Linked DNA regions of Homo sapiens: region 2 is linked to region 1. Evidence: read pairs that join two places in POLR2A ChIA-PET (ENCODE). Cell type or tissue: OCI-LY7. All regions are shown on one strand.

What was found. Peaks named below come from ENCODE experiments on the same cell type or tissue, not always from the same donor. Only the 100,000 strongest peaks of a DNase experiment are listed, where the experiment ranks them.
Region 2: POLR2A ChIA-PET joins it to region 1 with 6 read pairs; 2 of 35 experiments call an interaction of 5 or more read pairs at or near these places.

The regions. Positions count from the first base shown.
Region 1 is chr6:38,455,338-38,459,337 of GRCh38, forward strand. The region is part of intron 6 of BTBD9 (BTB domain containing 9); the gene reads right to left. Among named protein-coding and RNA genes, the nearest start is that of BTBD9-AS1, 24 kb to the right of the region's middle. In OCI-LY7, no CTCF peak of the experiment used is centred here; no DNase peak of the experiment used is centred here.
Region 2 is chr6:38,570,660-38,574,659 of GRCh38, forward strand. All of the region lies in intron 6 of BTBD9 (BTB domain containing 9), which reads right to left. Among named protein-coding and RNA genes, the nearest start is that of BTBD9, 67 kb to the right of the region's middle. In OCI-LY7, CTCF peaks have their summits at 307 (motif pointing left) and 514; a DNase peak (open chromatin) is centred at 1,692; H3K4me3 peaks cover 278 bases.

The DNA of each region.
Region 1 (4,000 bases):
CTCATTTTTTTCTTTTGAGATGGGGTCTTGCTTTGTTGCCCAAGCTGGTCTTGAACTCCTGTGCTCAGGTGATCTTCCTAACTCAGCTTCCGGAAGTCTTGGGATTACAGGCGTAAGCCACCGTGCCCAGCCTCATTTTGCCTTTTATAGAATGATATATAAATGGAATCATACAGTATGTAGCCTTTTGAATCTTGCTTTTTTCACTTAGCATAAAACATCTGAGATACATACATGCTGTTGTGTGTGTAAGCTGCAAATTCCTTTTTATTGTGAGTAGTACTCCATAATATGGATATACCACAGATTTTTCACCCATTTATGGATTGAAGGGGTATTTCAGTTACATCCAGTTTTTGTCAACTTTTTTGTTTGTTTTTTTGTTTCTGAGAAGGAGTTTTACTCTTGTTTCCCAGGCTGGAGTGCAATGGCGCGATCTCGGCTCACCGCAACCTCCACCTCCTGGAGTAGCGGGGATTACAGGCATGCGCCACAACACCCGGCTAATTTTGTATTTTTAGTAGAGATGGGGTTTCTTCATGTTGGTCAGGCTGGTCTCTAACTCCTGACCTCAGGTGATCCACCTGCTTCAGCCTCCCAAAGTGCTGGGATTACAGGCATGAGCCACTGCACCTAGCCCTTTTTTTTTTCTTTTTTTTCTTTTGAGACAGAGTCTTGCTCTGTAGCCCAGGCTAGAGTGCAGTGGCGCCATCTTGACTCACTGCAGCCTCTGCCTCCGGGGATCAATCAAGTCATTCTTCTGCGTCAGCCTCCTGAGTAGCTGGGATTACTGGCATGTGCCACCACGCCCTGCTAATTTTTGTATCTTTAGTAGACAGGAGGTTTCACCATGTTGGCCAGGCTGGTCTCAAACTCCTGACCTCAAGTGATCCACCTGCCTCAGCCTTCCTAAGTACTGGGATTACATGACTGAGCCACTGTGCCCGACTTGTTTTTGTAAACTATTAATAATGTTGTTGTAAACATTCTTATTCAGGTTTTTGTGTGAACGTACGATTTCACTTGTCTAAGGAGTGAAATGGTGGTATCATATGGAGGTTTATGTTTAACTTTGTAAGAACAACTATTTTTCCAAATTGGTTATACCATATTGCATTCTTACCAGCAGATTCCAGATGATCCCCATCCTGACAGGACTTGGTATTATCAGTTGTTTTGTTAATAAAGTCATTCTATTAGCTGGGTAATAGTTATCTTATTATGGTTTTTGTTATCTCAGTGTGGTTTTAATCTGCATCACCCTAATGACTAATGATAATGGGCATCTTTTCATGTGTTTGGTTGCCATCTGGATATCTTTGTGCCTGTTCAAATATTTGCCCTCTTTTCTTAAAAAAAGTTGGGTTGTCTGTTTAGTTACTTTTAAGTTTTGAGAGTTCTTTATATATTTTGGGTATAAACCCTGCGTCAAATATCTGGTTTGCAAATACTTCCCCCCCAAACTAGTCTTTTTTACTTATCTTCTCAAATATCAGCTAGTTAAAGAAATATATCATTCCCCTGCTCAAACAATTTGCCATACCCTTTCACTAAATTATCTGGCCTAGCATTATAAAAAGCACTTTGAAGGAAATAAATACAGTGACATGATAAAGATAGAGTTATCAGGAAAGAGTCTCTGAGGTGATATTTAAACTAAGGTCCAAATGATAAGAAGCCAGACAGAAGAATATCCAGCGAGAGAGAAGAGCAAAGCAAAAGCGCTAGGGTGGGAAAAATGTTGGCAAATTCAAGGACAAGAAGGTAGAACATCCTGGCTGGAGCTCAGTCATGGGGGCAGAATGAGATAGGAGATGAGGACAAAGAAGCAGAGGCAGACAGCAAACCATTTAAGGTCACATAGGCCTTGGAGGGATTTGGAGGTGAGACACCAATGAAGAGTTTTATGCAGAGAGTAATTTGACCCTGCTTAACTTTAAGAAAATTTATCTGGCTGCCACATAAATACTTTACTGGAAGACCAAGCAAGAAGACCAGTTAGAAGGCTCCCACAGTCTGGGCAAGAAATGGTGTTGGTGTCAACTACAGTGGTGTTAGTGCAGATTGCAGTAGATGGATTTAAGGTATATTTTAGAGTTAAAACCAATATGACTCTCCAAAGGACTGAAATGTGAAGAGTTAATTTTTTTTTTTTTAAAGGCAGGATCAAGGATGAGTCCTAAGCTTGGGGACTAAAAAATAGGATGGATAATAGTGACATTTAGTGGGATGGAGAATAACTGATTGGAGGAGTGAAAAATCAAGACTTCCATTTGGGAAGCTTGAGATGCCTAAGAGATAGTACAATAGAGATTTTAAGACAATGGCTAGAACACAAGGGAGAGAGGCCTGGCCAGAGAGATTAAATTTGAGAGCTAGGAGCATATACATGTATAAGAAAGGAGAGTATAAGTAGAGAAAATAGGGAGTTCAGGATGAATCTCTTAAGCACTCCAACATCATACTGAAATTATCAGTTTACATGTCTCTCCCCCAACTGGTCTGTTAGTTCTTCGGATCCACAGATCATGTCTTTTTCATATCTGTAATTAACAAATCGTATTGCCTGATACTTAATAAGTGCTTACTAAGTGTTGCGGAACTCACACAGGCATGATATGTAAGGGAAGATGATATCATCATGTATGTGGCGTATAAGGATTGCTGAAGACAAACAACCCTAAGGAGACTGTAGTCCCAGAGAGCAAGCTTTACGCGCCAGATTTTGCCATATCCATGATGGGCAACTAGTCTCTCAAGCAAAAAGGAGCCCTTCAAAACAGCAGATTATTGTTTCCTATAACACGATTGGAAAAAAACAAAACAGATTAAAATATTTGTTTGCAAGTAAAAGAAATCACTTTTCACCTAGAATTATTCTGAGGGTTCTCTTTTCTACTAATTTTAAATTCCTACCTGCAAAATGAGTTCTTTCATTAGAGTTTACAAGCTAATATGTCAGATAACCAGGGTAAATTGAGACTGAATATTTTCTATTTGATAATCTGAGTATGAACAACTCCTCATGTTCCTAAAAACGCAAAAGGACCCAGTAGTCCCTGCACTGCTGCCCTACATTCCTTCCACATTTGATTTGTCCTCCCAAAAGACTCAGGAAATAGCCTTCCCTAAAAGGCTTAGAAAATAGCCTAAACAAAAGCTCAGGATAATCCTATCATGATATAAGATTCCCCTCCTCAACAGTCTAGCTTTATTGGAAGGAAAAATGTAACATCATAACTCAGCAAAAACTAGAATAGACAGATCCCTAACAGGAAGAACTAACCAAAGATACCTGACATCATTCTAGCAGTTTTCAAAATATACTGTGAGTTTTCACTGTAGCAACATATTTCTACACAAACAACACACACAAAATCTCACTTTGTGGTCAGAAGCAAGGTCATCTGGATTATTTGAAAAATGGCAAATGGCAAAGTACCACTTATATGAATAATGGTAAATTGAAGAATATATTGATTCTGTTTCCCCCCTCCTTATAACAAATGAGAATACACAAAAAATTTAAGTATGACAAAAAAAGGCCATTTTATGAGCATCTTTGCCAGTTGAATACTTTAATTATATGACATCAAATGTTCTATTAAAGGTATTATTTCAAAGATGCCAGGCAAAGCGTAATTCATGCTATATAAAAGTCTGACCATGCTTTTATTTTTTATTTATTTTTATTTTTTGGAGACAGAGTCTCACTCTGTTGCCCAGGCTGGAGTGCAATGGTGTGATCTCGGCTCACTGCAACCTCTGCCTCCTGGGTTCAAGCAATTCTCCTGCCGCAGCCTTTCAAGTAGCTGGGATTACAGGTGCGCACCACCACGCCTGGCTAATTTTTGTATTTTTAGTAGAGACACGGTTTCACCATGTTGGCCAGGCTGGTCTCGAACTCCTGACCTCAGGTGATCCCCAGCCTCGGCCTCCCAAAGTGCTGGGATTACAGGCGTGAGCCATGTGCCTGGCTATGACCACCCTTTTATAACAA
Region 2 (4,000 bases), 120 kb after region 1:
GAAGGTTAAAAAATATATATATTTGCATGAAACTGAATAGCTGGACTACAGAAGCCCACATTTCTCCTATGCCTTGCAGATGACAACTCAAGAACTAGCTAGCAAGCACCAAAATATATACCTCTGGACTTTGGACATAATTAACGCTCCACATCAGCAGAAAGACTTAAATAGTACAAATAGTTTCACATGTTATTTCACAAATCACAGACTTTCAGAACAATTTATATTTAAATATGATGGTGTAAAAAAGCAATTTTTAAATTCTCTTTAGCTTCGAGTAAAATTGTTATAATTTAGTGACACCATGTGGCTACACTTTGCTTTGCATTCTTAGAAGAAAATGTTCCTCTATGAGGGTTGCTCTTGCTAGTTCAATTGTAATATCAAGGTTGTAGGTAGATGGACAACTCAAACTAAGTATGAACTAAAAAGATAACTTTTTAAAAAATGAAACTAATCCTGTTTCTTTTACATCTGAATAAGGCATTTCTTGAATTGTGAAGCTCTTCAGTCATAAGAAGAAAGTAAAGGCTCAGTATTATTCTAGCTAGGATTCTAAAGCAATCTAGTGAACACTGAATAATGTAAGAGTGTCTACCTTTAAAAGTAAATAGATACATCAATGCCCAGTTATGGGCAGAGGTGTAGGGAACAAAAGAGAAATGAAAGAAGACATATGTTATACAAGTGTTAATATAGCAGGGAAAGAATGCTTCCATAAATAGCAATGCTTATTTTCTCATTTATTTTATGTAGATCTATAGCACTATGTAAGTACTATAATCTAATGAGAATAGGTGAAAAAAAATTATGCTGTATCTATTGACACCAGGAATGAGGGGGGCCTAGAATGTATAGTAGCAATAAATGAGATTAAAATGCCATATACCAAAACACAGTAAAGTTAGAGTATTCCTCTAATGAGGTCTCCCACAGTAGACCAGCTACTGCCAAATAACATTCAATGTACACCAAAGAAAATATTTAGATGTTGTGTAAATATCTAAAACAATGGGCCAGGCATGGTGTCTCACACCTGTAATCCCAGCACTTTGTGAGGCTGAAGCAGTCAGATCGCTTGAGTCCAGGAGTTGAAGACCAGCCTGGGCAACATGGCAAGGCCCCATCTCTACTAAAAATAGAAAAAACTAGCTGAGTGTGGTGACACATGCCTGTAGTCCCAGCTACTCAGGAGGGTGAGGTAGAAGAATCATTTGAGCCCAGCAGGCAGAGGTTGCAGTGAGCCAAGATTGCACTACTGCACTCCAGCCTGGGTGACAGAGCAAGCCCATCTAAAAAACAAAGAAACAATCACACACACACACACACACACAAAACCAAAAACAAATAAAACAATGACCAGAAAATATCACCCCCTTCATCTCAGCTTAAAACACCTACCCCCCATCTCTGGCCTTTTCTAACCATCCTATTTAAAATAATCCTTCTCCCCTGACTTCTGTTACTATCACAGTACCATCTTTGCAACACTTATAATTATGTGATGTGCTTATTATTTGTTTGTTTTAATCTGTTTCTCCCAAATTCCAAAAGCACAGAAACCTTGGCAATCTTCTTCAGTGTTGTGGCCTCAATATCAAGTACAACAATAGCATAAAGTAGGCGCTTATTTGTTGAATGGGTGAGTGACGAATGAATACATAAAATCTATTTCCTTAGCTGGTGAAGCATGCCTAAATTTCCTGTTGTAAGTGAAAGTAGAACCATTCTAGTGAGATGTTTATCATCACTTACGGCCTCTAATGTGACTACAACAACCAGAAGACAGCCTAGCAGATGCTCTATGATACCCTTTCTTTTTTCTATGACACATATGGCACACACAATTTCTCATTCTAAGAAAAGAAGAAAAAGGAGGGAAGTGAACTACAATAATTAAAATACTTTCAGCAAGAATCAAAGAAATCAGTGGAACTGAGTAGGGTATATGCTAGAATCCAGCTCATCATAAATATGGCTGATCACATTAGGATAGCAAGAAATGATTATCAAATAAATGACTTTAATCAACTGACTATCCCTACCTGAAAAGATCTATGCAAAATATCCTGACTGTATTAAATACTTAAGATATAAGGCTTAAAAAAAAAAAACAAGTAGTGGAAAAAATATATATATATACATAAAAGTTTAACATACTTTAATATTAGAGTGAGGAATAATCTTCTAATCATAATACCAAGCCAGAAATCATTTAAAAGACTGACAGATTTGAATACATTTTTTAAAAAGTAAAATTCTATATGGCAAAAAGTACCAATAAAACACTAAAAATGCGTTAACAAATTTCATATATGACAGGCAAAAGGATAATGTCATATATATATATGTATTGATACAAAGTTCTCACAAGACAAAAAGAAAACTATCTCAGAAGAAAAATATGCAGAAGACAAAAACAGGCTTTTCATAAATAAGAAATTAACAAATGGCCAGTATTAAAAGATACTTTAACTCACCAATAAAGAAATTCAAAGTAAAATAGGATTTTTGTTTTAAACAAATTATGTATTACATTGGCAAAACGGTGACAGTGTCTGCATTGGTGAAGGTTCACAGAAAGGGGCATTTTTACATGCAATTGGTAGAAATTGAGTACAACATTTCCAGATGGCAAGTTTTATCAATATTTAAAATATATACATTATAACTTTATAATGAGAGATATTTCCATTTTGATAATTTTTTAAAAAAGGAAATAAAGAAAGAAACCGTTTTGTATTAACCAAGTTCATCTCTCCTATGCCAGACTCTAAATTGTCAATTTACACCCATCTCAACACCCTGTCTGGCCTTGTCTCCAGTAAACAACGCTCCTAATCCTCCTCTAAACTCTGACCAGCCCCTGAAGTAAATACCTCTCCCACCTACGCTCTTGTTCCCTCTCTCAACGGGCATAACCTTGAGAACGTTGCTTTTAGCCCTGCTTTCTTCTCTCTCAACTCCCAGGTTTTAGACCAAGATCCCACTTGCAATTCCAGCCACCAGTCACATGCACACTTTGAATTCTACTTCTATCCATTTTCGCTCATGTTCTAAAGTTTTCTCATTTTTCAGCAATATTATATGGCTGCCAAATTAACAGCACCATGTTGAGGAATAGCTCAAAATTTTAAGAGCACCCCCCAGAGTACTCAATATCCACCATTCATTACTAGTGTTTTCTGTTTAGTACTAGGCTCGATCATCTAAGAAAGCTGTGGAAAGGACTGGGAGAGAGTTTACCAGATAACCAAGAAGACAATTTGAAGGTTACAGATTATGGGTAAAGCGGAAATTGCCTTTCCTGAGAAAGAAAAGGCTGATAAGACATAACATGGTTCTCAAGGCATATGAAAAACTAAACATAAATTGATGAGTCACTTTTCTCCATCTCCAGTTAAAGGCTGAAGAGGATAACTGGTCTAAGCTTTTGGCTACATAGAGCAATCCCCACTTAACTCACGAACATTCCTAAAATGAGTCCAGAAAGGCAAAGCGAACCATTGCTCTGAGTTCATTATCATGGTTGGAATGTTCACACTGGCTTTGAAGCCTGATATTATCTGCCATTAGATAACATCGACTATCTTGGTGAGGTGAATGCTGACTGAATTACATTTGACAAGATAGATGAGTGGCAAATCTTATGTTATATATATTTTACCAACCAAAATATATGAAAACTCCTAGACATATACAAAGATAGGCCGGTTGTTAAGATAAAACTGTTTAAGGCATGTTTTGGACTGTATGTATGGGTTGGCGATACAAAAAAGTACCAAAAAGACTAGGGTCTTTAGAGGTTAGAGTGAGAGCCACCTCACAGTGAGAGCTACCGTGACCAACGAGGATGGCAGGGATGACTCTCTCTGAAGGTCAACCACCATTCAGGAGTTTCTGAAATTAGGAAAAATAATAAAAATGACTGCCATTTATTGAGTCCCTCCTTTCTGCCAGAACTGTGCTCTGTACATGTAAATGTGCTGTATCATCT